4 separate regions of the Homo sapiens genome follow, and regions 1, 2 and 3 are each linked to region 4. Evidence: chromatin contacts called from ENCODE Hi-C or POLR2A ChIA-PET data. All regions are on one chromosome and are shown on one strand. The core of a region is the stretch at or near the end of the contact, and the rest is flanking DNA. Distances in the headings are between cores, read along the strand shown. Region 1 has its middle 8.9 kb from the start of HSD17B10. Region 2 holds the start of NBDY (negative regulator of P-body association). Region 3 overlaps NBDY (negative regulator of P-body association). Region 4 holds the start of APEX2 (apurinic/apyrimidinic endodeoxyribonuclease 2).

Region 1 (7,534 bases), core at 250-2,749, 1.6 Mb before region 4:
GCCTCCCAAAGTGCTGAGATTACAGGCGTGAGCCACCGCGCCCGGCCCCCACCTCCTCACTTTTAAGGCTTTCCATAATCCGATGGCTGCTGGCTAACTTCGGCCTCTATAACACGACACTTTCCAGTAACAACACACTACTTGATACCCCCACAGTAGTGTTGCCAGATGAGGTATAGGATGCTCAGTAATTCAATTTGAATTTCAGATAAAGATGAATTTTTTTTTTTTGAGACAGAATCTTGCTCCGTCACTCAGGCTGGAGTGCAGTGGCACGATCTCAGCTCACTGCAACCTCTGCCTCCTGGATTCAAGCAATTCTCCTGCCTCAGCCTCCCTAGTAGCTGGGACTACAGGCGCCCACCACCACCCTCGGCTAATTTTTGTATTTTTAGTAGAGACGAGGTTTCATCATGTTGGTCAGGCTGGTCTCGAACTCCTGACCTCAGATGATCCACCCACCTCGACCTCCCAAAGTACTAGGTGTGAGTCACTGTGCCCGGCCGAATAATTTTTTCATATAAGTAACCCCATGCAATCTTTGGGACATGCTTATATTGTAAAACTATTTGTTATTTATCTGAAATTCAGACTTGTGGGCACCCTGTATTTTTATTTGCTAAATGTGGCAACCCTACCCCACAGATAACCCCCAGGATGGTGCGATGCCCTTTCTGAGGGTCCCACAGCTCTGAACCAACACTTACCCACCTGAGAGACTGAGGATCTATTCTGATCTCTGTATTCTTGCTACGCAACACAGAGAGCCTGGCATAGAACAGATGGCAGTGTTTGCTAAGTGAATGAATGCATATGTGTGACATAGCAATAAACCTGTATCTTCCGGTGGAATCAGTAAGTGTTGTGATCAGTATACGGTGTCAGTTCCGCTTATATCCACCTTCCTTTCACAGTCTTGGAAAAATCACCTCATGGTTTACACATCCCCCCCAGCAGGTGAGCTAGAAAGCCAGGAGTCATCTGTAGACTTAGGGAAGCCATTATAGGACCAGTTGGGTTTTCTGTTTTTTATTCAGAGTTGGGAGGAACGGGAGGGAGACGACCATCTTCTGGCGATATGAAAGTCGAGAAAGGCAAACAGGAGGGGAGCAAGAGAGGAAAAGAAGAGGATGTGAAAAGCCCGAAGGAAGGCAGGAGAGCAAGCAGGTAGGAATAAAGGCGAGGAAGCGGGAGCCAGCTGGCACCACAGCGAGGAGTGACAGCCGCCGGCAGCAGGGGCCGGGAGCTGGGAGGAGGGAGGCTCAGGCAAGCCGCGCTGAGCCTTTCTTCTCCTTCCCGGACTCCTCACCACCCATCCTGCTAACCAAGGGCCTCCACCTTGCTCGTCGTCAGAGGCAGACAGCCAGGACTTGGCCCTCTTGGGCTTCCTAGCTCTCCAGCCCGGGAGTTAGACTAGTTTTCCAACTCCCCCGGCCCCAAATCGGGAGGACAATAATGCCTTCCGCTCCGCGCCCGCCAAGGTCGAGTTAGGAAAGACTTGGAACAGAATTAAACGGCTTTGGGGAAGATGAGTCAGCCGGGCGGGGCTGCAGCTGCCAGTGAAACCCCTGCCAGTGTGATTGGGCAACAACCAGAAGTAGGGGGCCCGCGGGGTGGTGGTGCCATCTCTTAAAGGCAGTTTATGTAATAAGTCTTGATCGCGCACCCACTAAAGGGGCGGCTTTGGGGTCAGCCTCAATTTCCTCCACTGTGAAGTGGGAATATGAATACTTGACTTATCCGAAACGAATCATGTCTGCAAGGTGCCTGGGCTATAAAAAGCGGTCAGTCAGTAGTCAGGGTCGTGCTTAGTGCAGTGCCCTCCACCCTAGGCCACTTTCGCCATGTGAGACTGTCCCAAAGGCGGGGATGTGGGGTGCAGTGGGGAGCCCCTGATCGGGCACGGGCAGAAGACAAGTTCTTTTTTTTCTGCCACTTCCAGGTGAGGAAGAAAAGACGCCTGCTCCGGAACCAAGGGTTGGGTGGCGATGTACTGGCCTCACCCGCTTTAAGCAAAGTCACCTTAGATTTACCATGTTTGCTATTCACTCATTCATTTTCTTTATTAGAGGGACTGCTGATTAAACGGAAGGACTTACACTAAGACTCCAGTACGAGGCTGTACTATAGACCTGACCGAGTGAGCATGAGAAGACGAGACCCGGCAGAAGGAGGGCGACAGCGGGCACCGAGATCCACAGGTCCAGAGTCTAGTCGCCACCCACACCCTGTCTTTTGGGAGCGGTGCGCGCCATCTGCGCATGCGCTCCCCATCCCTGCCAGGTCCCCGGCGGGGTCAGCCGGCTGGCTGGTGGAGGTGCTACCCGCGCATGCGTGTCCTGCTCACAAGGCGCTCCCAGTGCGGTTGGAGTGTCTCCAGTGGAGCTGGCAGTTGGGAGGACGGAGGCCCGGCCCATAGCGGGTGGCTGTTAGGAGGTATGGATAAAGGACCTGTGTATCTTGGTGCCCGCTGTCGCCCTCCTTCTCCCGAGGTCTCGTCTTCTCACACTCACTCGGTGTGTGACAGCGACAGGTCACAGAGGGCGGTAAAGTGCGGCGCCCTTGGGGCGGTTTCGTCTGGCGCGGAGTAGAGGTGGCCGGCAGTTGTGGTTGCTCCTTTCACCTGGACTCACCTGTGTGGTCCCCTGGCAGGGACTAAAAACCAGAAGACGGAGGGGAGTGAATGTGTTTGACTCGGAGGAAACCCCTCTTGAGCCTGCCCTCACATCCTTACAAGGGACCCAGTCTGAGGTCCAGTCGTCCCCAAACCATCTACTCCCCCACCACCCCCTTCCCTGACTAAAGGCTAAATTTGGGCGGTAACCACGCCCTACCCTATCCCCTTGGAGTCCTTCAGTCAGCTCCAAAGGCCCACCCCACATTCTGGGGGCCTCTGAGTCAAAAAGGAGGGTCCATTGGGCAGGGTGGAGTTGAGGAACCTGCTGTGGAGATGTCTCTGGCCTGGGGAAACCACTGCTTCCTCATCTGCCACTGAGACTGAGGAAGACCCGCAGATGGGCCTTGGCAAGCACCCAGAAGAATAACTCCAGACCACCATTCAGGAAGTTAAGACAGTGGGAGATTGGGTTAATGACCTTGACCCCAGACCCCTGTAAGCAAAGGAAAGGGAGCCTCTGGCTGCTCCTTCTGCAGATGGTAGGTTGAGGCTTCAGGGACCTTAAAACCTAATGGTTCTTATGAATGAGAAACATTCATACCCAGTAGTACTGTTTAACTCACATACCATGTCTCAGGATCTGTTGTGAGCATATTAACTCTTATTTACTTATTTATTTATTTATTTATTATTTTATTTTATTTTTTTGAGACAGAGTCTCACTCTGTCACCCAGGCTGGAGTGCAGTGGCTTGATCTCAGCTCACTGCAACCTCTGCTTCCCGGGTTCAAGCAATTCTCCTGCCTCAGCCTCCCAAGTAGCTGGAGTTGCAGGTGCGTGCCACCAAGCCTGGCTAATTTTTTTTTTTTTTTTTTTGCTATTTTTTTAAGTAGAGATGGGGTTTCGCCATGTTGACCAAGCTGGTCTCGAACTCCTGACCTCAGGTGATCTGCCCCTCTTGGCCTCCCAAAGTGCTGGGATTGCAGGCATGAGCCACTCTGGTCAATTTTTGTATTTTTAGTAGAGACAGGGTTTCACTATGTTGGCCAGGCTGGTCTCGAACGCCTGACCTCAGGTGATCCACCTGCCTCAGCCTCCCAAAGTGCTGGGATTACAGGCATGAGCAACCGCACCCGGCCCATATTAACTCTTTTTTGTTTTGTTTTGTTTTTTGAGACAGAGTCTCGCTCTGTTGCCAGGCTGGAGTGCAGTGGCACGATCTCAGCTCACTGCAACCTCCACCTCCCGGGTTCAAGCGATTCTCCTGCCTCAGCCTCCTGAGTAGCTGAGATTACAGGCATGTGCCACTACGCCTGGCTAGTTTTTGTATTTTTAGTAGAGACGGGGTTTCACCATGTTGGCCAGGATGGTCTCGATCTCCTGACCCTGTGATCCGCCCACCTCGGCCTCCCAAAATGCTGGGATTACAGGCCTGAGCCACCGCGCCCGGCCATATTTACTCTTAGTCCTCACAACAACCCTATGAGGTAGGCATTACCATCCTCCTCGTTTTACAGATGAAGAAAGTGAGTACTGAAAAGTTAAGCCACTTCCCAAGTTCTCACAACTAGTCAGAAGCAAAGCAGGACTTCAAACTCAGGCAGTCTGGCTCCAGAGTCTGCACTCTTTTGAACACAAGTGATACTGCTCTGGGGAAGAGAACAGATAAGAGAGACCCAGTAGAGGTCAAGATTGGAACTCATTTCCTAAGCACCTTCTCTCACACTATTTCAATCTTCCAAATGACCCTGTGAGGGATGAATCTGAGGCAAAGAGAGGTTACATATTTTTAAAGAAATATATTACTCATGACACTTATTAAAGATGGTAGGGCCAGGCTTTATTCAAGGCCATGGCGACAGGTATGCAGACCACTGCAATGGGGTCTTGCAGTGGGAGAAAGATTGGACTCAACTCTAAGTCCAACAATGACAAGTGGAGATTTGTAACCAAGGAGCAGGGTAGGGTCAGTGGATGAGAAACTACTAAGAGGAAACATCTAGGACAAGGGGTTTCTGGCTAAACTGACTTGATAGGATTATTGCTGAAGGCAGGCCAGGATGATAAGAATCCAGGGTAGTCAGATACCAAGGGTGGGAAATTTCCCCTAAATTGACTTAGCAGGATTCTTGCTCAAACTAGATTCAATAAGGATAGAGAGAGTCCTTATAAGGACCTTTATAAGGACAGGTCAGGCCTAGTCAAGCAGAGTACATGGAGGAGACTGACTAAGGTTTTGGTCAAAGGAGACAGTCTTTGTCAAATATCTTGCCCAGCTGGGCAAGGTGGCACATACCTGCAATCCCAACACTTAGGGAGGCCAAGGTGGGAGGATCGCTTGAAGCCAGGAGTTCAAGACCAGCCTGGGTGACATAGCGAGACCCCATCTCTACCCCAAAAAATGTTTTGGGATTTTTCGAGACAGGGTCTTGATCTGTCACCCAGGCTGGAGTACTGTGGCGCAATTTTGCCTCACTTGCAGCCTTGACCTCCTAGGTTCAAGTGATCCTCCTGCCTCAGCCTCCAGAGGAGCTGGGACCACAGGTGTGCACCACCATGCCTCGCTAATTTGTTTTTTTTTTTTTTGTAAAGAAGGGGTCTCACCATGCTGTCCAGGCTGGTCTTGAACTCCTAGGCTCAAGCAATCCTCCCACCTAGGCCTCCCAAAGTGCTGGAATTACAGGAATGAGCCACTGCATCCGGCTACAAAATTTTTTTTTTTTAATCTTGCCCTAGGTCACACAAGTAGTAGTTGGACCAAGTTGATGAAGCAGCCTGACTCAGGCAACACATTAGTTAACCAAGACAAAAGATGAGATGAAGATCCAAGGTCTCTTCCAGCCTTGGGGCCTTTCACTACATGCATTTTTTTGTTTTGTTTTGTTTTGAGACGGAGTCTCGCTCTGCTGCCTAGGCTGGAGTGCAGTGGCGTAATCTCAGCTCACTGCAATCTCTGTCTCCCGGGTTCCAGCAATTCTACTGCCTCAGCCTCCTGAGTAGCTGGGATTACAGGTGTGGGCCACCACGCCCAGCTAATTTTTTTTTTTTAATTTTTAGTACAGACGAGGTTTCACCGTGTTGGCCAAGCTGGTCTCGAACTCCTGACCTCAGGTGATCCACCCACCTAGGCCTCCCAAAGTGCCGGGGTTACAGGCGTGAGCCACCACGCCCGGCCCACTACATGCATTTTAACAAACATTTATTTGTTAATTCAGCAGATGTTTATTATGCTGGGTGTTCTCGGAGGCACTGAGGACTCAGCAGTGAACAAAATACACGTGGTCCCTGTCTGCAACTCTCTGAAGGAGGGTGAAGGTAAAGAAACACAGCCAACATTAGTTAGTGGTAAAAACCGATTTTATTCAGTAACTACTGACAGTAGAGGAAAGAGCTGAGCTTCATTCTTATTTGCACAGAGGTGACTAGGAGTTTTGTTTTTTTTTTGAGATGGAGTCTCACTCTGTTGCCCAGGCTGCAGTGCAGTGGCACGATCTCGGCTCACTGCATCCTCCCAGGTTCAAGTGATTCTCCTGCCTCAGCCTCCCAGGTAGCTGGGATTACAGGCACGCACTTTGGCCTCCCAAAGTGCTGAGATTACAGGCGTAAGCCACTGCACCCGGTCCATGACTAGGAGTTTTATTTTTTATTTTTATTTTTATTTTTTATCTTTTGAGATCTTGCTCCGTTGCCCAGGCTGGATTGCTGTGGCGGGATCTCAGCGCACTGCAAACTCCGCCTCCGGGTTCATGCCATTCTCCTGCCTCAGCCTCCCAAGTAGCTGGGATTACAGGTGCCCACCACACACCTGGCTAATTTTTTTTGTATTTTTAGTAGAGACAGGGTTTCGCCGTTTTAGCCAGGACGGTCTCGATCTCCTGACCTTGTGATCCACCCCCCTCGGACTCCCAAAGTGCTCAGATTACAGGCGTGAGCCACCGCGGCCTCATAATGGTAAACTTTTCTTAGAGCTAAGGAAGAAGGTGGTCAGGACCCATCCTTGTCAGGTGTTGGCTAGGACGAATGATAACACTCTTTTGACAGCCCTGAGCTTTTTCAGACTGGAACTCAAAAGGGAGCTGGGCTGCCCCCAAGCGGTAGCCTTAGGCTACTAGAAGCTATGACAAAGTTTGGTCAAGTCTCTTAGTGCAGGGATTTGAATGCAGTGTTTCTGCATAGAGTTTGTGCAGCTTGAGGGGGAGTGTGGAACCAACAATAAACATGTAAATGACTTTCAGGTAGTGATATTTGAAGACAAGGGAGGTTGGGAGAAGGAATTGACTATTTTGGTGAACTGAGAATCCAGAAATACAAAGGCCTGGGAAGAACAAGTGAAAAGCCCCGAGGCAGGACCAGGCCTGTCTTTTGCCAGGGCAGGAGGGAAGTCCCGTTTTCCTGGAGCACGGGTAGCACTCAATGAAAGCAGTGAACAGGGTGAGACTAAGGCAGAGGATGGTGGAACAATTGAAGTCTGAGATCTTGGAGATACTCAGGGGCCAGATCACAAGGACTATGTGCCAGCAGGCCCACCCCATAAACTCATGCAAATTTACACTGTATAAGGGCAGCTTGTGCTGAAGGGATGAGGACAGGGACCTAAAATTGCACCTGTACTATGTTCACCAAGTTGAACAGTACATCCTGGTACAGGGCTAAGTCAGCCAGAAGAAAAGGGTGCCTTTTCCCAATAACCACAAGTTAGGCAAACTGTGAGCCAGAGGGGTTGCATCTGCCCAGAGGGGCACTGCTGTGGTCTGAATGTTTGTGCCCCCTCACCACTAAATTCATAAGTTGAAATCCTAACCCCCAAGGTGATGTTATTGGGAGATGGGACCCCTTGGGAGCTGGGCTCCACCTTCATGAGTGGGATTAGTGCTCTTATAAAACAGGCCCAAAGGAGCTCAATTGCCCCTTCCACCA
Region 2 (6,886 bases), core at 398-2,897, 1.7 Mb after region 4:
AGGGGACATCTGGCAATGTTTGGAAATCTTTTTGGTTATCACAACTTGAGGAGTAGGGAGTAGTACTGGCATATAGTTGGTAGAGGCTTAGCTTAGGACATTGCTAAACGGTAAACTCTGGCAACCACTACAAAGATTGATTTGGCCTCAAATGTCAATAGCACCAAGATTGAGAAACTCTGGGTTAGAATCTTCTTCGCTGACTTTGACCACTCTTTCTCAGCCTTTGCAGCAGACTTCTTTTCTTCTATCTGTCTCTAATTACTCAATATTCTGTTTTTAGCTCAATTATTTTTCCTTTAGATTTTCTCTTGGGGATATAATCCATTCCCTTGTCTTTAACTATCACCTCTATGTTGCTGTCTCCCACATCAGTATGTCTAGTTCCAACTACTCTTCTAGCTCTAAAATATTGCCTCTCTCAATGCCTCCCTCACATCTTTTCATTAAGCTACAGCTACATCTGACTTTTCTGTCTTTATTAGTAGCATTTGGCACAAAACCACGGGGTCATTTATTTCCCAAATATTTACTGAGTACCTAATTTGTGTAAAGGGCTGTGCTGGTTACTTGGAGGAAGGTAGAAGGGTGGAGATAAGAGATAGTTATAGTAGTAAATGCTTTACATGTATTATCCCTGGTTATGGAAACACCTTTGCAAGGAAAAAATTATGGCCTAGAAACCAAAGTTCCAAGAATTTAAATAATTACTCAAAGAGCTCAGAGCTTGTAAACAGCAGAGTTTAACAGGCACTTCTACTCTGGCATTAAGGACTAAGCTCTCTCCATTTAAAAAAACAAAAAACAAACAAAAAGCACTGAGAACAAAGCTGAAGAAGTGTGATCTAGTTTGTCCATAGCTAAAGGGAGATGGATGTGTAGGCTATTTTAATAATGAAGGTCTAAGAAGTTCCAGAAGCCTTTTCTTCTGAGACACGTGGTACTTTCTTCTGGTTACCATAAATCATAGAATATAACATATCATCACTAGTAAGATGGGTCATTATTTTCCATACCTACAAGAAAGAAAAAAAAAAGCTGCCAACTAAAGTATAGTGTACCATCAATTGTTAGGTCGCAGAGATTTCCTAGATATTCAAATTTGGGGAAAAACATAATAAGCCTTCAAAAATTACAAATTTGCTTAAAAAATAAAGAAAAAATGATCTTAGATTCTATGACATACGGTGAATTCATTTTCCACATTCAATTTCCATGGTTTGTGCTAGTGTGCTATTCTGCACTCTAGTCAACTTACATGTTTGCATATTGCTTTTTAAATGTTTGTAGCTAGTTTCACAGCTCTGTGATGTGCATCTGCAGCTGGCTTGTAAAGCTCTTCAATAATTTATTTGGTTACCGCCCACCCCCGCGTCCCTCCCACACATATAAGCCATTCAGAGTTTACCACTTAAAGGTAAACTTGAATTTCTTCTCATCTTAAAATTGCATAAATTATATTAAATTCTCAATAAATTTATTTACATTTAGTGGGGGTGGGGCGCGATGGAAAAACACTATATTAAATAACGACATCGGTTTTTAACACCCATCCTAATAGAAACATTAAAATAGAATGGGGTAGGGAGGAGGGGTGGAGGCGGAGAAGGGATGTACGTCTCAGGATACAGGAAATACGGTAAGAGCGAAACAGGAGGAAGCCAGCTCTGTGCCTGGAGGGGACTCGCCGCCATCTCAGGTCTCTTGGCTTTGCCAGGGCCCACCGGAGAAAACTGACGACCCGTTTCTGTAATCCTTATGGGAGACCAACCTTGTGCCTCCGGGAGATCCACTCTCCCACCTGGAAACGCACGGGAAGCCAAGCCTCCAAAAAAGCGCTGCCTCCTCGCTCCGCGTTGGGATTATCCGGAAGGAACTCCCAACGGAGGTAGTACCACTCTACCCTCCGCACCTCCTCCTGCATCAGCCGGCCTGAAGTCGCACCCTCCTCCTCCGGAGAAGTAGAGAAATAAATTTCTCCCACCCTAAACCAGGTCAGATTCTTTCTCATCTAGGACATCTAGGCTCTTTGAAACTTATTTATGCATTCTCACAAATTTCCTTCCCCTTTTCCCTGTTCTTTCCATGATTTCAAAATAGAAAAAATAACATGCAGGGATTAAGCAGCTCTTTCACAAAATATGCTTGAATGAAATGATGGATATTTAACGACATTAAATAATTATTTGTAATATTTTAGATGAAATAATTGTAGTTATATTTTCTAAGAAATAGACTTGAATCTTTTGATTTGCTTGAAAGTAAGTCATTGGTGCCAAGGTGGAGGGAAAGTGTAATAAAAATGCTCATGAGTTGATAATTTAAAGCTGGGTGATGTATATGTAGGGATTTATTATATTATTCTCTCTACTTTTGCGTGCATTGGAAAATTTTTTTGTTAAAAAAAAAAAGGCTGGTTCAAGGCCAATAAAAAGCATCTGTTGAAGGCCAGCCTTCAGAAGTGTATGTCTTTCTCTGTGTAAGGCAGGAGAGTTGAATTTTTTTTTTTAAAGCTACAATGTGATAGTCAAATCCAAGTGCCATAATGTTTGCTTGTTCAAGGTATTCAGGAAGGGTGGAGGATGGACCAAGTCACTGCCTGGTAGTAATCATGAGCCATCAAAAAGGAGGAGTAGGGGGGCGGACGCGGTGGCTCACGCCTATTATCCTAGCACTTTGGGATGCCGAGGTGAGCAGATCAGGTCAGGAGTTCGAGACCAGCGTGGCCAACACGGTGAAACCCCGTCTCTACTAAAGTTACAAAAATTAGCCAGGCGTGATGGTGGACGCCTGTAATCTCAGCAACTCGGGAGGCTAAGGCAGGACAATCATTTGAACCTGGAAGGCAGAGGTTGCAGTGAGCCGAGATCGCGCCATTGCTCTCCAGCCTGGGCGACAATAGCAAAAAACTACGTCTCAAAAAAAAAAAAAAAAAAAAAAAAAAAAAAAAAGGAAGGAGGAACTTTGGGTGGGCCTTAAAGGTTGAGTGACATCTGCCATGTGGAGGGGCAGGGAATGCTTTTCAGGCCGAGGGTTTCCAGAGAAAAGGCAGAATTCTTCTGGAAACAGCTTGGCTATAATTTTGAATCTACAAGAAGGACTAGGAGGTGAAGATAAAGTGCTTCAGGGCCTTAAATGTTATGCTGAGCATATACTTCATTCCAATATCCATCAAGTGCTACTATTTGTATTTTAAGATTCCTATTCTTACTATCAGAAAAGGAATCTCTGATATTTAGATGAACTTTATAGAATGCAAATTATAAAACTGAATCTGACCCAAGTTTTATAGATCCTTTTAATTCAAAGGAGAGAAGCATCTTTTCTTCATTCGTGCAGTAAACCTTTATGAAGCCCTTGCAATGGGTAGGAATTATTCTGAGAGCTGTAGGGGATGGATGGCCAAGGCATAGTGCCTAGTACATAATAGGAGTGAAACAGATATTTCAATAAATAAATCAATGAATGATGGGACAACTTTGGCGACCAAAAAAGTTTTAGACATTGGGTTTGGTGGTAATGCATAGAAAAAAAAAAATAGAAATCTATTTTACTTGAAAGCATCTCCCTGTCATTCCATACAGTTTTACTTCTCACATGTTTACCTCTATTCAAAGGGGTAGTGGAGTGGAAGGTTGCAGGGAGTAGGGAGAAAATTGCTCAGATAGAAAACAAAAGAGCAGCCGGGCGCAGTGGCTCACGCCTGTAATCCCAGCACTTTGTGCCGCTGAGGTGGGCAGATCACCTAAGGTCAGGAGTTCGAGACCAGCCTGGCCAATATGGCGAAACCCCATCTCTACTAAAAGTAAAAAAAAAAAAAAAAAAAATAGCCGGTCATGGTGTTGTGTGCCTATAATCCCAGCTACTCGGGACGCTGAATTAGGAGAATCGCTTGAATCCAGGAGGCAGAGATTGCAGTGAGCCGAGATCATGCCACTGCACTCCAGCCTGGGCGACAGACCGGGACTCGGTGTAAAAAATAAATAAATAAATAATTTTAAAAAATAAAAAGGAAAAAGAAAAGAAAACAAAAGAACAAAACAATAAGTGCAGTAGCTACATAATTTCCCCTCCAAGTGATTCAAATCACTGATAATTGTAATAATAGCCAATATTTACTGAAGATTTATGTGCCAATTTTCTAAAGGGCTTTGCATGTTATAATTTATTTAATCACAACTCTACTAGAGAAGTTTGTATAGACCAAGGGAAGTTGTATGACTTGCCACAAGTTACACAGCAAGAAGTAGCTGAGCTGAGCTTTGAACCCAGAACACCTGATTCCAGAGTTTATGCTCTAAACTTCTATATAATACATCCCTTCTAATACTATGTATACAACTGTTTTATAGGAATAAATCATTGAAATAGAGGTATGGGAAGGATAATGATTTGAGGAGACCAAGGGACAAAGAGATGGACAAAAACAGAAAAAATGATGCCACAATATTTTTTACTATTTTTCAGTCTTTGAGTGATTGCAGTATGACTCCATTTCCCTGGTGCATTCATATAATAGTTCACCTGGTGAAAACAATGAAGATTATTTACAATGCTACCCTGCTTTTTCTGGTGTCCTGAACCTGGAAGTTGTGCTTTTTAAGGTAATCTCTTTACCAAAAATTATTAAGAGGAGGAAGAGAAAAAAAAGAGTTGGTTTTGACACATTAAAAAGTAGCCAAACAAAACTCAAAAAGATAGCAGCAAATGATAAAATTGAAACTATATTCTACATTATATGAAAACATATTCATAATAATAGTGTAATCTGAAGAAATGTTTTGTTAGATTCACTTGTACTTATAGTTTCTATTATTACTGTGAAATATATCATCTTTTTAACTACATTTTCTAATTGTTTCTAGTAAATGGGAACATGATTGATATTTTTGTATATTTATTTTATATGCTGGAGCCTTCTTAAATTCTGTTTATTCTAATAATGTATAGATTTTCTTGGATTATCTGTTAATTAATTATATTTTGAATAATGACAGTTTCTTTACAATATTTCTTTACCTTATATTACTGTGCTAGCTAGGATCTTCAGTACAAAGAGGAACAACAGCATTGGTAGAGGATTTCCTTATTTTGTTCCTAAATTCTACAAAAGTTTCACCTTTTTTAGTAGATTGTCTTTCTCAAGTTAAGGAACTTTCTTAATGTTCCTAGTTTGCTGAGAGGTTTTATTACAAATATTATGAAGTTTTTTCCCGTCTATATGTACTGCCACTTTCATATCCTTTCTTCACCATTAATATCACAGTGTGACCATGTGATAAATTACAATAATCAATTTTCTAATGTATTTCTTGCTTTTGCTTTCATCGAGCCTCGTCATTGGATATTTGGTTCCTATTTTAATCATTTTGACTTTTATTTTTATATTGAACTTTCTTCTACTTTCCTTTTATTGTTCTTTTTCTAATTTATTGAGTTGAATCTTTAGCATCTTAATTTTCAATGTTCTTCTGTAAAATAAGAATTTAGAACTATAAATTTTCTTCTACCACTTTAGAAATATTTCACAGACTTTTATATATAGTATTTTTATCATTCAATATTTATTATTTTTAAATTTCTCTTATGATTTTTTTGACCCATGGTTTGTTTTTTTTCAATTTCTAATCATATGGGATTCCTTTTTTAAAAAATATATTATGAAATCATTACATTATTCCCATTCTAGTTTAACTTTATCTTATTTTTCTTTTTTAATTTTTTTTACATCTATAGACTTTATTAGATGTTCTTTATACAGTCATCTGGTATGTATAAAGAGTGAACAATCATATAAAAGGAAATATGGTCATAACTGATTGAATTAATAAAATCCTGAAACTAAATAACTCATAATTCATTGCACAACATATATTAGGTTTCATTAGATCAGTATATAGCTTAGTAGTAAACTCTCCTGATGGCCATAAACCTCTAAGGTGTTGTCATCCTGAAAAATGAAGGAGGGGAGGGAGCTGGTGGGGTGCAGAATGGAGAAACCTTCCATAGTGCTGGTGTGATGTACCCTAAGTTGTAAAGTTATAGGGCATCGCCACCTAGTGGCAGAATTTCATGCCTTGTTCTAATTAAGGGACTTTCCTTGTTTTCCAAAGAGCAATGTGTCTTGTTCACTTTCTAACCATCCCTCTCTGATGCTGTCCTTCCTAAAATCCATGCCTCCTCCCATACAGTGTAAACCCATCTGCTTTTCATCCATCAAGCTGTCAAGGATTTGGTTATGACAATTTTTATGTTCACCTAACTTTTTAGTTCCAAGTACTTCGGTTATTTTCAAAGCTACACACAGGATGCCCATATTTTTATAACTCCATCTTATTTGTGAAGGATTATTACTTTGTGCTTTGGCCTAGTTTTTATTCTTACTGCTGAATCTTTTCATAAGTTAAAGTTATTGCAGAGTTAATGCTTTAAAAGGCAGTCCTTAGAGTAAATAGCTAAATGAAATCATTACCAAAATGTACACTTTGGATTTATTAAGATTCTAGAATTTAAAAACAGGAAAAGGTGCCATTAGTGAAAATTCCATCACTAACATTTTGGTACCACTCGTAGAGCATCACATAAATATTCAGACCGTGATAACTCAGTGCAGGAATGTTATCAAATATGTCCATGCAATCTGGAACTAGGACCAGAGTTGGCAATTGGGGGTCTGAAGGCCCAACATCCCTTACACTGCTTCCTACACCTTGACAACAGGAAGGCTGAGTGATACTAGGTAGTGCACTACAACAGTGAACATAAGCCAGCCATCTGTTTTTTGCAAAGTATAATAAAATAGAAAAACAGAACATAGACCACTTCAGAGCAAACAAACATATCCTTCTTCAAGATGTAGGAAAACCATATATTCAAAACCAATCTC
Region 3 (7,184 bases), core at 1,991-4,490, 1.8 Mb after region 4:
ATTATGTGTCTTGGGGTTGCTCTTCTCGAGGAGTATGTTTGTGGTGTTTTCTGTATTTCCTGAATTTCAATGTTGGCCTGCCTTGCTAGATTGGGGAAGTTCTCCTGGATAATATCATGAAGAGTCTTTTCCAACTTGGTTCCATTCTCCCTGTCACTTTCACGTACACCAATCAAATGTAGTTTTGGTCTTTCCACATAGTCCCATATTTCTTGGAGGTTTTGCTCATTTCTTGTTACTCTTTTTTCTCTAATCTTGTCTTCTTGCTTTATTTTATTGAGTTGATCTTCAATCTCTGATATCCTTTCTTCTGCTTGATCCATTCAGCTATTGATACCTGTGTATGCTTCACGAAGTTCTTGTGCTGTGTTTTTCAGCTCCATCAGGTCATTTATCTTCCTCTCTAAACTGGTTATTCTAGTTAGCAATTCATCTAACCTTTTTTCAAGGTTCTTAGCTTCCTTGCATTGGGTTAGAACATGTTCCTTTAGCTTGGAGGAGTTTGTTATTACTCACCTTTTCAAGGCTACTTCTGTTAATTTTTCCAACTCATTCTCTGTCCAGTTTTGTTCCTTTGCTGGTGAGGAGTTATGATCCTTTGGAGGAGAAAAAGTGTTCGGTTTTTGGAATTTTCAACCTTTTTGTGCTGGTTTCTCCCCATCTTCATGGATTTATCTACCTTTGGTCTTTGAAGTTGGTGACCATCAGCTGAGGTCTCTGATTGGATGTTCTTTCTGTTGATGTTGATACTATTCCTTTCTGTTTGTTAGTTTTTCTTCTAACAGTCTGGCTCCTCTGCTGCAGGTCTGCTGGAGTTTTGCTGGAGGTCCACTCCAGACCCTGTTTGCCTGGGTATCACTAGCGGAGGCTGCAGACCAGCAAAGATTGCTGCCTGTTCTTTCCTCTGGAACCTTTGTCCCAGAGAGACACCTGCCAGATGCCAGCCAGAGCTCTTCTGTATGAGGTATCTGTCAGTTCCTACTGGGAGGTGTCTCCCAGTCAGGATACATGAGTGTCAGGGATTCACTTGAGGAGGCAGTCTGTCCCTTATCAGAGCTCAAACGCTGTGGTGGGAGATCTGCTGCTCTATTCAGAGGTACCAGGCAGGGACGTTTAAATCTGCTGAAGCTGCACCCCCAACTGTTCCTTCCCCCAGGTGCTCTGTCACAAGGAGGTGGGGGTTTTATCTATAAGTCCCTGACTGGAACTGCTGCCTTTTTTTCAGAGATGCCCTGTGCAGAGAGGAGGGGATCTGGAGAGGCAGGTTGGCCACAGTGGCCTTGCTGAGCTGCGGTGGGCTCCACCCAGTTCGAACTTTCCAGCAGCTTTGTTTACACTGTAAGGGTAAAACTGCCTACTTAAGCCTCAGCAATGGCATATGCCACTCCCCCCACCAAGCTCCAGGGTCCCAGGTCAAGCTCAGAGTGGTGTGCTAGCAGCAAGAATTTCAAGCCAGTAGATCTTAGCTTGCTGGGCTCCATGGGGTTGGGACCCGCCGAGCCAGACCGGTTGGCCCCCTGGCTTCAGCCTCCTTTCCAAGGGAGTGAATGGTTTTGTCTGGCTGGACTTCTGAGTGCCACTGAGGCATGAAAAAAAAACAACTTTTGTGGCTAGCTTGGTGTCTGCCCAAACGGCCACCCAGTTTTGTGCTAGAAACCCAGGGCCCTGGTGGCATGGGCACTGGAGTGAATCTCCTGGTCTGCGGGTTGTGAAGACCATGGGAAAAGTGCAGTGTCTGTGCTGGAGTGCATGGTATAGTCCCTAATGGCTTCCCTTGGCTAGGAGAGGGAGTTCCCTGACACCTTGCACTTTCTTGGTGAGGTGACACCCCTACCCTGCTTTGGCTGACCCTCCTTGGGCTGCACCCACTATCCAACCAGTCCCAGTGAGATGAACCTGGTACCTCAGTTTGAAATGCAGAAATCACCCATCTTCTGCATCGATCTCGCTGGGAGCTGCAGACTGGAACTGCTCCTATTCCACCATCTTGCCAGCTTCCCACTTTTTTTTATCTTCACTGTCTTTACTTTTAGTCCACTTGTGGTTTGGGGAGGGTCGGGTGGGCACAGGCACATCATTAGGGAGAACATGCTTACTTTTCCTAAGAAAATTAGATGGATCCTGGCTGACCCCTGAAGTGCATAATCAGAATCCCCCTCCTCTTTCTGCCCTCCCTATTGCCATAGGTGGCTGATTACCTCTTTTTCTTGGTGTCCGGTTTCTCCCCATTTTTCATCTCTCCTCCCATTTCCAGAGTCCTTCCCTCCCTTGGCCTTATGTACTAGGGACTTGATGGCCCCTTGAAGTGTGCTGATGATATTCAGAGGGCAAGATTTTGCCTGTACCTTTGTTCTCTTTTGCTCCTGCAAGGCTACTTGTGGATCAGAGCCCTTGATCCCACTCAGAAAGGACCCCATCAATGAGAAGCTTTTCAGTGGTGTGTCCTTTCACCCGGACGTCACTCATATCTCTTTGTCACTTGTTGTGTATGTCACCACGCAGTGATACACCCCTGAACTAGATCTTTCAGGACAGCTTTGGTGACACGAAGCTGCCACTTGTTGTTGTTCTTTTTCTCCTCTTTCTTTCTTCTTCTTCTTCCTTTTTCCTTTCACTTTCAGCTCTCTGCGGGACAAATGTTCTATCGAGACTGCTTCTTCTGCTCATTGGTGATGGGTGTGTCCCCTTGCAGCACCAGGCCTGGAAGGAGGCTTCACTTTCATTTTTAAAGAAGCAGAGATGAAAGTCACCAGTTCAGTTTCTCTGGTGAACAATGAGAACACTTGGACACAGGGTGGGGAACATCACACACCGGGGCCTGTCTTGCTGTGAGGGGAGGGGGAGGGATAGCATTAGAGATATACCTAATGTGAATGATGAGTTAATGGGTGCAGAACACCAACATGGCACATGTATACATATGTAACAAACCTGCACATTGTGCACATGTACCCTAGAACTTAAAGTATATATATAAAACACCACCCAGGAGTTACTTTTAAGTGAAATGTCATCGTGAATTCATGGATTTCCCAGTACCTCTTGGCTCGCTGTTTGTCCCCATTCTTTTTGTGGACTCTGTAAATGTCCAATCCTGAGCCAGTGGGAGCCTTGGCAAGTTGTGTCCTGTTGCCTTTCTTTCCAGCCCAGCCATGTGAACACAACAGCGATCCACATTTCAGTGTGTACAGGCAGGCTGTCTCTGCCACGTGCCCATTTTCCCACTCTCACTCACACAGGCAGATGCCCACAGACCACAGACACACCCACACACGCACTCAGAAGGGACTCCACACCCCAAAACATAATCACAAACACACAAGCAGAGAAACACACAAGAAACTTGACACGGGCACAAGGGTGTGGGCCCAAGTGTTCCCCCACACAGACATGTACGCACATGCACCCCCACAGGCATAACACTGCCCACAAACTCTCCCATACAGGCTCTGAATCACCACTTGCGATGGGCATGCTTTTTTGTCTCCAGGCCTGGGTCATCATGCCATTGATTGGGTAACTTGGGCGTTCCTTTGAGAATGAATGCAGGAAGTCTGTTATCAGATAGGCCCCAGCAGTTGGTGTGAAACTGGAGCTTTCTTGGTCAAACTGCTTAAAAACTTACACTCGGAAAGGATCCCATCATCACAAAGCTTCTTGGTTGTGTGTTTTTTCACGGGGATGTCACTGGTGTCTCTTTGCCACTCCCGTTCATTGTCATTGCTTCTTCTCAGTCTGATTCTTTTGTCTTTTTTTTTGTTTTTCATTTTTTATTTTCACTGCTTTACATTATTTTTAACATAATTGGTATCAGTTTCAGTTTTTTTCTTTTGTGTTTTTCAATTTGTTCTTTTACTTTTTTATTTAGTACTTTCAGATTGTAATTGATTTTTGCATTTTCTTTCTATCAATTTTTCTGGACCGAAGGTAGTCATTTTAGGTGGTGAATTTTTCTTCTTCCCAGTGGTGGATTCATAGTGATATCTTATCTTCTTTTAATTTCATGGTTTTTGAGTCTTTTTTTATTGAGTTGTTTTTGAGTGGTTATTGAATGGCTTTATTGAATGTTATATGAAATATTTTTTCTCCATTTATTTTACTCTGTAACTTTTTTTTTTCGTGGCTTATCAGGGCATTTAAGAAACAGTTTTATTAAAGTTGATTATATATCAATTAGGGATTATTAAGTCATTATTTTAAGAAGATCATTTCTCTTTTGCATCATATGTTTTAATTTTCTTTTGCTTATTGTTTAAGTGACCCAAGTTATGAACCACATTTTTTTTTTTTTTTCTGAGAGGGAGTCTCGCTCTGTTGTCTAGGCTGGTGTGCAGTGGTGTGACCTTGACTCATTGCAACCTCCACCTCCCAGGTTCAACCGATTCTTCTGCCTCAGGCTCCTGAGCAGCTAGGACTACAGGTGCATGCCACCATGCCCAGCTGATTTTTTGGTACTTTTAGTAGAGATGGTGTTTCACCATGTTGGCCCGGATGGCCTCCATCTCTTGACCTCGTGATCTGCTCACCTCGGCCTCCCAAAGTGCTGGGATTACAGACCTGAGCCACCATACCTGGTGAACCACATCTTCTCTTCCGCTGTTCACCTTAGACTCTTGATCATATTTTGGGGTATTTCTTTTTTTTTTTAATTTGATCAAATGTGATAGTAAGAAATGTCATATTTTATGTGTCATTAATAGCTAATAGAGAATATATTTTTGGAATATATATTTAACCTTTACTTCATTCTATAATGCTTTTTACATTTCTGTCATATCTTATACACAATTTTTACTACACTGAGAAATTTATTCTTAAAGTAGTGATAAATCAACTCATTTTAATATAAATTCATGATTTTATAGACTATATGACTTGGCTTAAATAGATCTTTCTGAGAAATCAGGAAAATTTGAAAGCCATCAATAAATTATTTACTCTTTGATAATGAAAATATTTTAATAAAAATGCTAAAAACACTTAATTTTAAACCAAAATACAGTATAGTATCTGGTAAAGAGATTTAAACCTATGTTGCAAAGATGATTAAAATGATTCATACGCAATGACCCTTTATAGAGATTCATTTAAATTAAAATTTATTTTTCTACATCAAAATGAGGAGATCATCATGACTAAGAAATTTTGGATTACTAAATTCTTAAAAAATTGTCCACTTTTAAAATTCTATTAAGGTACAATAAATCAAACATATACTATGTTTTCTTTATCATTTATAGAAATTTAAAGTATGATAACAGGTATTTCTTGTTGAGGTGATTAGCTTGTCTCTCATACATTGGTGTTTGGAGAATTGTTTACTGAAACATTTGAAATGGTAATCCACAAATTGTTTAACTTTTTTATTATACCATCTGAGAATATGTTTGCATATTTGTGAAAACAATTGGAAACTGTCTCAGTTATGTTCATTTTGAGAATTACTATGTTTTGGTGGACACATTTGCTGGAATTTTGTGCAGATATTTTTAAAATATTTAAGTTTATGTGGTTACTATGAGATATTATTAAATAAATAAAACATGTTCGGAGTAATGTGTATAATACAAACTCATTTTTTGTAACAACAAACAGAAAGAGTTACATGTTGGTAAGTATATGTGTCTTTGATTGGTTATGGAAAAAATTATTAGGCATTTATTCCATACTTTTAACATCTTTTAACCTCCACAGATTTAGAATTGTTTTTCTGGAAGAAATTGTTAATCTTCTCTTTTATACATTTCATGTTGTTTTCCTCATTTTAATGCCTTCGTATTATATTTCTAAATATAATTTTCTTTTATAAAACATGCAAATTTTATACGAAGAAAAACAGCATAAGTAAACTTAAAGACTATTTATATACAATGTGGTTCCATTTAAAAGATAGATAATGGATGCCATTAATTCATAGAATATATAATACATTTCTTTATGTTAATACAGAAACAAAGCCTGATAGAAATATAGTCAAAGAACAGGCAATTCATAGGAGACAAAAATATATGGCCAATAATAATAATAAATATAGTTGACTTTAATATTAGGTCATCATATTTGCCACAATCAAAAAAGTCTCCAGAATTCTCAGTTTTAGAAAGGATTTGGTTAAATATCTACTGTCTATAAAATTGTACGTTTCTAAAGTATTTTATCTCTATCGTAATTTTAATGTTTGTAAGTTTTGACTTGTGTTTTATTTGTAGAATATATGGAAATAATTCTACATATCAATAAATTGGCTTGCTTGTAGTAAAAATGTTGCAAGCATATTAAATATCTTTCAACAGAATTTGAACATCTTTCAACAGTTAAAATTATACTGTAACACGATGCAATATTTTGAAGCCATTGAAATATTGAGACTGATCTATTTTTATATTAAAAATTATTAAGACATTTATAAGTGAATAAAAACAAATTGCCGAAGTGTATGCTAGGATGATCTAATTTATATTATAAACTCCAAATCTAAATTATTATATTATTATAAATACTATATATGTGTACATTTAAATAGAAATAAAAAGGTCTAGACAGAATTGATAACTATGTTTTCTTCTGTAAATAGGAGAAAGACTGAGGAATGGTAAAAGTTTAGCAGTAAGAAGAATTATGTCTATGTTGTTTGAATTATATACAGTTAGATTGTATTCATGTATTTATTCATGTATTATTTGTGTAAATAAATAAATAAATATAAAATTTCCAAGGAATATAGGAGTTTGTCAAGGGGCTATGAGGGAACAATGAGGCTGATTGATTAGTTTTGGAAGCCTAATAAAACAAGAGTAATAGCGGTAGACATCCCTGTACTTTTTGGGGGAGAAATATGCCTAAGATAATAGAAACATCTGGTCCACCTAACAGATAAATTATTTTGCATTCAAATACATTAGATACCAAAAAGATGCAGGTTATTGACATTGTATGCCTTTGATTTAATATTTATTAAGCACTCATCTAATAATTTTGCATTCTCTTTAACTTGCTTAATAGGGAAATTGGGGTGTTTTCTGCTCAACAGACATATCTGACCTGTATGATAATGGAATTTCTCATTATAAGTCAATAAACTTTTGTTCTTTCTGTATCTTTCAGTCTTATGATGTAATCAGCGCGATTTCACTTCCTGAATTTCGATGAATTCTAAGACATGGGCAAGATCGGGTTGTAAGACC
Region 4 (7,391 bases), core at 950-3,449:
ACTTTCACAGGTGCTAGTGAATTGCCCTGGGGGCCAGTGTCCCATAAAGGCCAGAATGGACTTTTAAAAATATACAGACAGATAAATAGGTTACATATAGATATAATCTTTTCCCCCACTTTCCCATGCCCTTTAATGCACACGACAACCAACCATCTATGCAAAGAAAACTTTCCAGAGGGCCTGAAGAATGGATGTGGATTTGTGCAACTCCTGCCTACTTTCCCTTCTTTCTCACCTACCTTTTATTCTAGAGGTTTTTTCTTCCATCGCTAATTATCCAACACTCGGTTCTCTTGCATTTACAGACCCCCAAGGCAGGTCCAGTGGGTGGCATCAAAGAGGAAGCCTGGAGGTGTTCGTTGGTTCCCTGAGAAGGCTGAGGACGTACCCTTGTTAAGTGGGGGATGTATGTGCTCTGTTGAAATATCAGCTGTTGTAGTTGCCAAAGACGTTCCTGAGCCACCAGAAGCCTTTTCTCTTCAGTCCAACCATGTGTTCACCTTGCCCCAAAGGTCAGAACTAATATTAACAAGCCACTGCAGAATGGGGAAATTAAAACCAGCCATGGAGACAGGCAAGTTCTGGATTTCGCTGGTGCTGAGTTTCAGATCGATCTTCAGTGTAAATGGGCATAATCCCTTACTGGAAAGCAATCTGGCAATATGAAGCAAGAGCAATAAAAATGTTCATTTCCTTTGTCCTAGTTATCGCACTCATGGGAGTCAATCCTGAGTCAATAACTCCCAAAGCATGAAGAAGCTCAGGACATGCAAATTTTTATTTTAATCACAGAGCTATTTTCTGATAGCAACAACTGGTAACCTTTTAAGTCCTCCAGGAGGAAAAGCAGTTTACTGCGTCTTTGCTGTAACCATTGAGGATGATGGCTCTAAGACTTAAATTCTGGGGAACAAATAATTATGCTGCAATTCTGGGTGAGGAACCTAAAGATGCATCGTTATGCTTTTCCCTGGACATTGGGCATATCCATTACTTCTAATTTTTGTGCTCTCAAAAACAAGCCATGAACCTGTCGATGCTCTTGCTATTATCCTTTGTTCATTCATTCACCTGACAAATATCTATTGCTTCCCAACATATGCTGTGTCCAGTATTAGGGGATGGGGCTAACAAGATGAACCAGACATGGTCATTGCTCTCAAGTTGCTGGCATTCTAATGGCAGCAGAAATAGAAGTCAATGATAGCTGTGTATTATAAGTACTGTGACAGAATGGACCATAGGGTGCCGTGGGGCCCCAGAGGAAAAGACTTAACTGGGGAGGTGTGTGGTCAGTAAAAACACTCAGAAAAGTAATTATTGAGCTAATTAAGACAGGGTGTGAATCCTGGCTCTACTACTTCAGTGTAAGAGAGAGTGAACTGTGAGAATGAAATGAATTCATTCGACGTCTCTAACTTAGCCTCCATGTCCCGAACTGGGTTGTCTTGAGAATGAAATGAGATAACATATACAGAAGAGCCATGGATGCATCCGGAGACAATGCTGCTCACGAGCTTACATTTCCTGGGCTTCGATTTCACTTATCTGAGAAACAGAACCAAGAGTAAGGATGTGTCCGGCTACATCCTTCAGAATGTTAAGAGCCAAGACAAAAGCTACAGGGCAGGCTTGAGACAGCCTCCTCCTCCTCCCCTCTGCCCCAATAAAGCCAAAGGCCCTCCTCCTAAGTCTTATCTCAGTGGAGCGACTCTTACTGCTCCCTCCTCCAACCATGAACTTCCCTTTGCCCAGTCCAACGCGAGCACTTAGCGCCAGCTATTCCTGGGGCGCAAGCGCTGCAGCCATCTGTGAACTTAGGTGGGCGGTCCGCCGCACTGAGGGCGGGGCTTTGGCAGCTGAGCAGTTCCGCTCAGGGTTCCGTCGCTTAAAAAGTGGCAAAATGCCGTTTGTAAGTAACCGGACGCACCACTTGGACTTCTGAGTAGAGGAAAAACGCATTGAGACTCAGCTGTCCGAGCGGAAGGAGCGGGAGCCCAACTGGAAACTCCTCTCGCCATTCATTGCCCCTAGGCTTCCGCTTTGCTTCCTTCAGCGTCCACCCAGTTCCTCCTCCCGCCAATGAGAGCTGAGGAAGTTGAAGCCCCCGCCCGACGTGCGTCAGGCGCTTTAGTGGTACGCACGAGAACGCCTGCGCAAACGCGCGCGGGAGGCGGGCCTGGCCAACTTCTGAACAGGAAGCAGTTCGCTCGCGCCTAGGTTGGCGCGGGCTGGGAGGTGTTCCAGCCCTTTAAGATGTTGCGCGTGGTGAGCTGGAACATCAATGGGATTCGGAGACCCCTGCAAGGGGTGGCAAATCAGGAACCCAGCAACTGTGCCGCCGTGGCCGTGGGGCGCATTTTGGACGAGCTGGATGCGGATATCGTCTGTCTCCAGGAAACCAAAGTGACCAGTGAGCGCTCTGGATTCCAGGATCCCTACATACTTTTTCTTTCCCGCTAACTTTTGTCCCCTGTCCCATGTAATTTTACTTTCCCAGTTTCCTATTCTTAGAGTCCTGTCCTTAGACCCAGGTCCCTTCCCTCTTAAACTTCCATTTCCCACCCTAGCTAGATCCCCTAATTGCACTCCATCTCCTGTCTTCAGCAAACTTTAGCTCCTTCTCGAAACCCCATATCTAGTCAGATTCCCACTCATTCTCCGGCCCCAAACTCAGTCCCCTGAATTTCCTCCTTCCATACGCTGTCCATCTCCCCGCCGCCAAGTCAAACCCCCGAATTCTTCATCCCTGCCCCAAGCTCAGATCCTCTAATTCCCACCCCATCTTTGACCCCAGCTCAGTCTAATTTCCTCTTTTTCACATTTCCACCTCAGAACCCCAGTACCCCTTATCTATTCCCATCTCTCCTCCCAGCGGAAAGTCCCTAATTCCCACCTCATTTCCCACCCCAAGCTTAGATGTCCTCTTATTTCTTCACCCTCTTATCTCCCCTCAGAATCCCCTAATTCCTTTTCCCTCCACCCCCAGTTCAGATCCCCTAATTCCCTCTCTCTTACCTCTCACCCTTAGCTCAGATTCCCACCATCCTCTCGTATGTCCATCCCCATCCCCAGCTTCCTCCTATCGTTCAGACCCCCAGGCTTAGCTCTGATTCTTTCCCCTTCCCACCTAATTCTCCACCTCCACTTCATAGTCTCTAACCGCCCCCCACCAAGCCTTCTAATTCTGATATCAATTTCCTCTCTGACATTTCCCATCTTTCTAGGTCCTCCTCTAATCATGGATATTTCATTCCCGTCACCCCCAACTCTGGCTCTGATGTGTGCAAGGAATTAGCCTACAACTGTAATTCCAGGCCTTTGTGTTTCTCGGATGCTAGTTTTACCTCTGACTTAATCTTACATTTTTTTTTTCCAGGGGATGCACTGACAGAGCCCCTGGCTATCGTTGAGGGTTATAACTCCTATTTCAGCTTCAGCCGCAACCGTAGCGGCTATTCTGGTAAATGGGGCTTTCTGTGGACTTTAAATTAGTGAGGGAGGCAGATAGGGGAAAAGGGTTTCCAATATTTGATGAGAGGGTAATAAGAAATCTTAGACATTTAGTTTACAGAGCTAAAGCTGCATAATAGTAAATTACATGAAATATAATTTTTATGGATAGAATTATCCTACTGGACCTCAGAAGTACAGTAGTAGTGTGGTGCTTAATTGTGTGAACTGTGGAGCCAGACAGCCTGGGTTTGAATCATGGCTCATTTCCTAGCTGTGCACCCTCTGGCAAGTTACATTACCTCTTGGTGCCTCAGGTTCCTCAGCTAGAAAATGAGGATAATGTTTACCTTCCGGGGCTGTTACAAGGATTAAATGAATTAATCCATGTGATAATAATAATTGCTAATACGTCTTGAGCACTCACCATGTATCAATGTAAAACACTTAGAACATTCTGTGGCTTTTTTAGATGTAGGAACTGAGACTCCAGGGTTTGAATAAGGTTGCCCAAGAACCACACTTTATGAAGATGACTTAGATGACTTGTGTGGGGACAATTGGAGTGGGACAGGCTGTGCAACAGGCTATTGACTGCCAGGTCTGCTCAGAGTGCCCTGTCTGTTCCCAGGTGTAGCCACCTTCTGTAAGGACAATGCTACCCCAGTGGCTGCTGAAGAAGGCCTGAGTGGCCTGTTTGCCACCCAGAATGGGGATGTTGGTTGCTATGGAAACATGGATGAGTTTACCCAAGAGGAACTCCGGGCTCTGGATAGTGAGGGCAGGGCCCTCCTCACACAGCATAAGATCCGGTAATAGCTCATATCTCCCTGCTACTGAGCACTGCTGGTGCTACTCTTTGAGTGTGAAGATTCTAAGGCTTGCCATGTAAACATACATGCACCGTGGAGAAGTTCCCAAATTTGCCTTTCCTGGTTTAGTCCTGGCTGGGCTACTCAGTGTGTGACCCTGGCAAATTTTTCCCCCCTCTGAAGCTTGAGTTTCCATCTCTACAATGTGGGGCTGGCCTAGTGATCCAGCTCTTATTACCATAGACATCTCAAAAGCAACTTAGTGCTGAACTCAGTGCCCCAGGTTGCTGTCTTTCTGGGTGTTCTGTGTGAATAGCAGCACCATTACCTGGTGGTAATCCTTAGATATCCCTCTCCCTGCCTTATCAGTAGTCAGTCCCCAAGTCCTGTGCATGCCAGATCATTTGTGTCTCTTTAACCCCTTTCTTTTCCATCCCAGACAGTCACAAAATGGAAGCCATGTGGTATGGGGAAGGGACAGAAGGGGAGGTTTGAAACTGACCCCTTTTGGGGGTTTCTCTTTTCTCCAGCACATGGGAAGGTAAGGAGAAGACCTTGACCCTAATCAACGTGTACTGCCCCCATGCGGACCCTGGGAGGCCTGAGCGGCTAGTCTTTAAGATGCGCTTCTATCGTTTGCTGCAAATCCGAGCAGAAGCCCTCCTGGCGGCAGGCAGGTACTGCAAGCCTGGGCAGTAAGGCTTCCTTGAGTTGGTCCTGGGTGCCCAGCCCTGTGTCAAGCTCCATTGAAAGGGATATGGACCCTTTGTCTCTGAGTTCTTTCACAGCATAGTTGCAAACACCAATATGCCCACCTGAATAGGCTCTGCTCAAAACAAACATGGGTTTTGTACTCTGAGCACCTATTCAGGCTCCTGCTCTTACTCATTGTGAGCCCTAGGGCTAGTCTTGCCTCTGTTTTCTCTTTTGTCAAATGAATATATGAATCTCTACCCTACACAATAGTTTTAAGGGTAAAATGAGATGAGAATGGTAAAGTGCGTGGGAGCAAAGGAAAGTCTTGTTCCAGCGGAGGACAGGAAAGTGAGGGTGGGTTAGAGCAATCAAGGGGAGGTGGTATCTGAGCTCAGCTTTGAAGGACAAGAAAAATGCCCATTGGCTCCTGATTAGTGAGGCAGTCATGTCAAACATGGAACACTGTCACCTTTGGAGATCAGAATTGGGTTGGTCAGATATGAAAGGCAGCAAGTTTGTGGTAAGATTGGAGAGGTAGGCTGTTATGAGTTGCTGTTGGCTAGGAAGCCTCAATATGGGAGAGGGCCTGTCTGAGCTCTTGGGCCCAGGAAAAAGTATATGGGCCAGGACTGCTGCACCCCTTTCTAACAATCCCACATTGTGTTTTTCAGCCATGTGATCATTCTGGGTGACCTGAATACAGCCCACCGCCCCATTGACCACTGGGATGCAGTCAACCTGGTAAGGCTCCCTCTAGGTGCCTGGCCCCACTCCTGACTGATTCTGTTTGTCCAGCCAACCAACCCTGAGTTTTTGGCCCAGGGACAGCTTCCTTTATGGGAAAGCGGAGCTTGGCTTGCAATACTATTCTTATAGTACTGAGGATTGGTCATTCATTCAATAGACAATACTGACTCTGCCCATGGCCTGGCCCTGAGCCACATACTGAGGACTCAGGAGTCAGATCCAGCCCTTGGCTCCTAGGAGCTCTCCAGCATGGTGGTGGGCTACAGACACATGGCTAGCCAATTATAGGATGGTATTCTCAGGGCAGAGGCACAGATGGCATCCCAGAAAGCTACAGGAGCTCAGAGATGGGATTCCTAGGTGAGCTCGGACATCAGGACAGGCAGCTGAAAATGGCTGAATCTTAACAGATGAGTAGAACAGAGCTTTGAAGTAGAAAGCATTCTAGCATGGGCAAAGGTTTCAAGGTGAGAATTTGCATTGTGTGCATGGGGAACCACAAGTCCCTTTCTTCTTAGTGACACAGGAAGGGAGGTGAGTGGCAGAAGGTGGGGCTGGAGAGTTGTTGGGGGTCAGATTTCAAGGACTGTGAATTCCACATTGCCTTGGTCATTTCCTTAATACACTGTATTTCTTGTTTATGAACTTTCAGTACCTCCCTGTTACCTCTGTGATGCAGAGAAAACATGGAGACCTAGCATTCAAGGCTCTCCTTGGTCTGTGACCTGTCTCTTATTTCCACCTTCAGTGTCCCTACACATTTTGTCCTCTCTAGACAGGTTGTCTCCTGTCGGCCCGTTGTAAAAGTTATTCTCATTCTGGCTTTTCTCACTGTGCCCTGAATTGGTGGACATGACCCCCTCCCTGTCTTTTTGTTATATGAACCTCTTATCTCTAAGTTCCCCTAGGCCCATGGTTTTCAGCCCCTAACTGCATATTAGAACAAAAATATCAATATCTTAGCACTACTCCAGATCAATGAACTCAGAACTCTCGAGTGTGGGGCCAGGGTAGTGGCACGTTCTAAAAGCCCCCAGTGTGACTTTATTGTGCAGCCAGGCTTGAGAACCACTGCCCTAGAATCCACAAGCCAGCTCTCATCTTTTCTTGCCTTATGTCTCACGATGGGGGATCAGTGATTTATGCTGGTACAGTCCTACTCAGCACTGGGCTTGGCTTAGAGAAGGGACCGTGGGAATATTCCTTGATTAATTCACAGAAGAGCTACATAAATGTAGATATGGCTCCCAGCTGGGAAAATGAGCAGAAGTGAGAGAATGAGAGAATGGTGGTGGTGGTGTGGTGGGGAGCGGAGATAATGCTACAAAGTGTGAGCCTTCAGTCCCTCCCTGCCTCATTCCTCTTATGCATTCATTCAGTGTGTTCTTTCAGATTCCTGTGATAGCATCATACATCTTTGTGCCTTTTCTACTTAGTTCAGAGGTATCCTAGATCTCTTATGTATACCTCTTTCATTTTCTCCTCCAGGAAAAGAGAACTAATAGTGCCAGCTCAGATGACTTACACAGTCTTTCCAAAATAGCAGAACATACCCACTTTCTACCAGGCTTGCTCTTTTAGTCTTGTCATTTCTGTAAATGGCACCATCATCCCCTTGATTGCTTCAACTTAAAGCCTGGGAATTGTGCTAGTATTGTCTTTCTTTCTTACTCCACTTCC

What was found. A loop is a pair of places that touch in the nucleus more often than their neighbours do. ChIA-PET counts read pairs that join two places held with the same protein, here RNA polymerase II (POLR2A). Pooled maps may share reads with other maps.
Region 1: a loop to region 4 is called in a pooled map, with 9 times the contacts of the local background. The contact joins the enhancer-like site here to the promoter of APEX2 in region 4. A Hi-C loop is called at or near these places in 1 of 168 maps with a recorded cell type or tissue (CD4-positive, alpha-beta T cell) and 6 of 50 pooled maps.
Region 2: a loop to region 4 is called in a map with no recorded cell type, with 14 times the contacts of the local background. The contact joins the promoter of NBDY here to the promoter of APEX2 in region 4. A Hi-C loop is called at or near these places in 2 of 37 single-sample maps with no recorded cell type and 9 of 50 pooled maps. POLR2A ChIA-PET finds 5 or more read pairs at or near these places in 1 of 52 experiments (PC-9).
Region 3: a pooled map shows a loop between it and region 4 (8-fold over the local background). The contact joins the enhancer-like site here to the promoter of APEX2 in region 4. A Hi-C loop is called at or near these places in 3 of 50 pooled maps.

Annotation. Positions count from the first base shown.
Region 1 is chrX:53,439,477-53,447,010 of GRCh38, forward strand. No RefSeq gene overlaps it. Among named protein-coding and RNA genes, the nearest start is that of HSD17B10, 8.9 kb to the left of the region's middle. Within about 2 kb of position 1,500, at least 25 of the 41 ENCODE cell types and tissues checked have a DNase peak (open chromatin) inside an H3K27ac peak, as active enhancers do.
Region 2 is chrX:56,727,596-56,734,481 of GRCh38, forward strand. NBDY (negative regulator of P-body association) reads left to right here and starts at 1,648. Exons shown (of 3, transcript NM_001348129.2): 1 at 1,648-1,994; 2 at 4,468-4,604. The coding sequence starts at 1,759. The coding sequence ends at 1,965. RefSeq lists an enhancer at 1,689-1,768 and a silencer at 6,048-6,127.
Region 3 is chrX:56,810,216-56,817,399 of GRCh38, forward strand. NBDY (negative regulator of P-body association) reads left to right here. Exons shown (of 3, transcript NM_001348129.2): 3 at 7,105-7,184. Among named protein-coding and RNA genes, the nearest start is that of NBDY, 85 kb to the left of the region's middle. RefSeq lists an enhancer at 2,365-2,904. Within about 2 kb of position 3,241, at least 13 of the 41 ENCODE cell types and tissues checked have a DNase peak (open chromatin) inside an H3K27ac peak, as active enhancers do.
Region 4 is chrX:54,998,164-55,005,554 of GRCh38, forward strand. It overlaps APEX2 (apurinic/apyrimidinic endodeoxyribonuclease 2), which reads left to right and starts at 2,200. Exons shown (of 6, transcript NM_014481.4): 1 at 2,200-2,416; 2 at 3,383-3,466; 3 at 4,088-4,268; 4 at 4,799-4,945; 5 at 5,636-5,705. The coding sequence starts at 2,260. It also overlaps a transcript of PFKFB1 not described here. RefSeq lists a silencer at 2,081-2,220.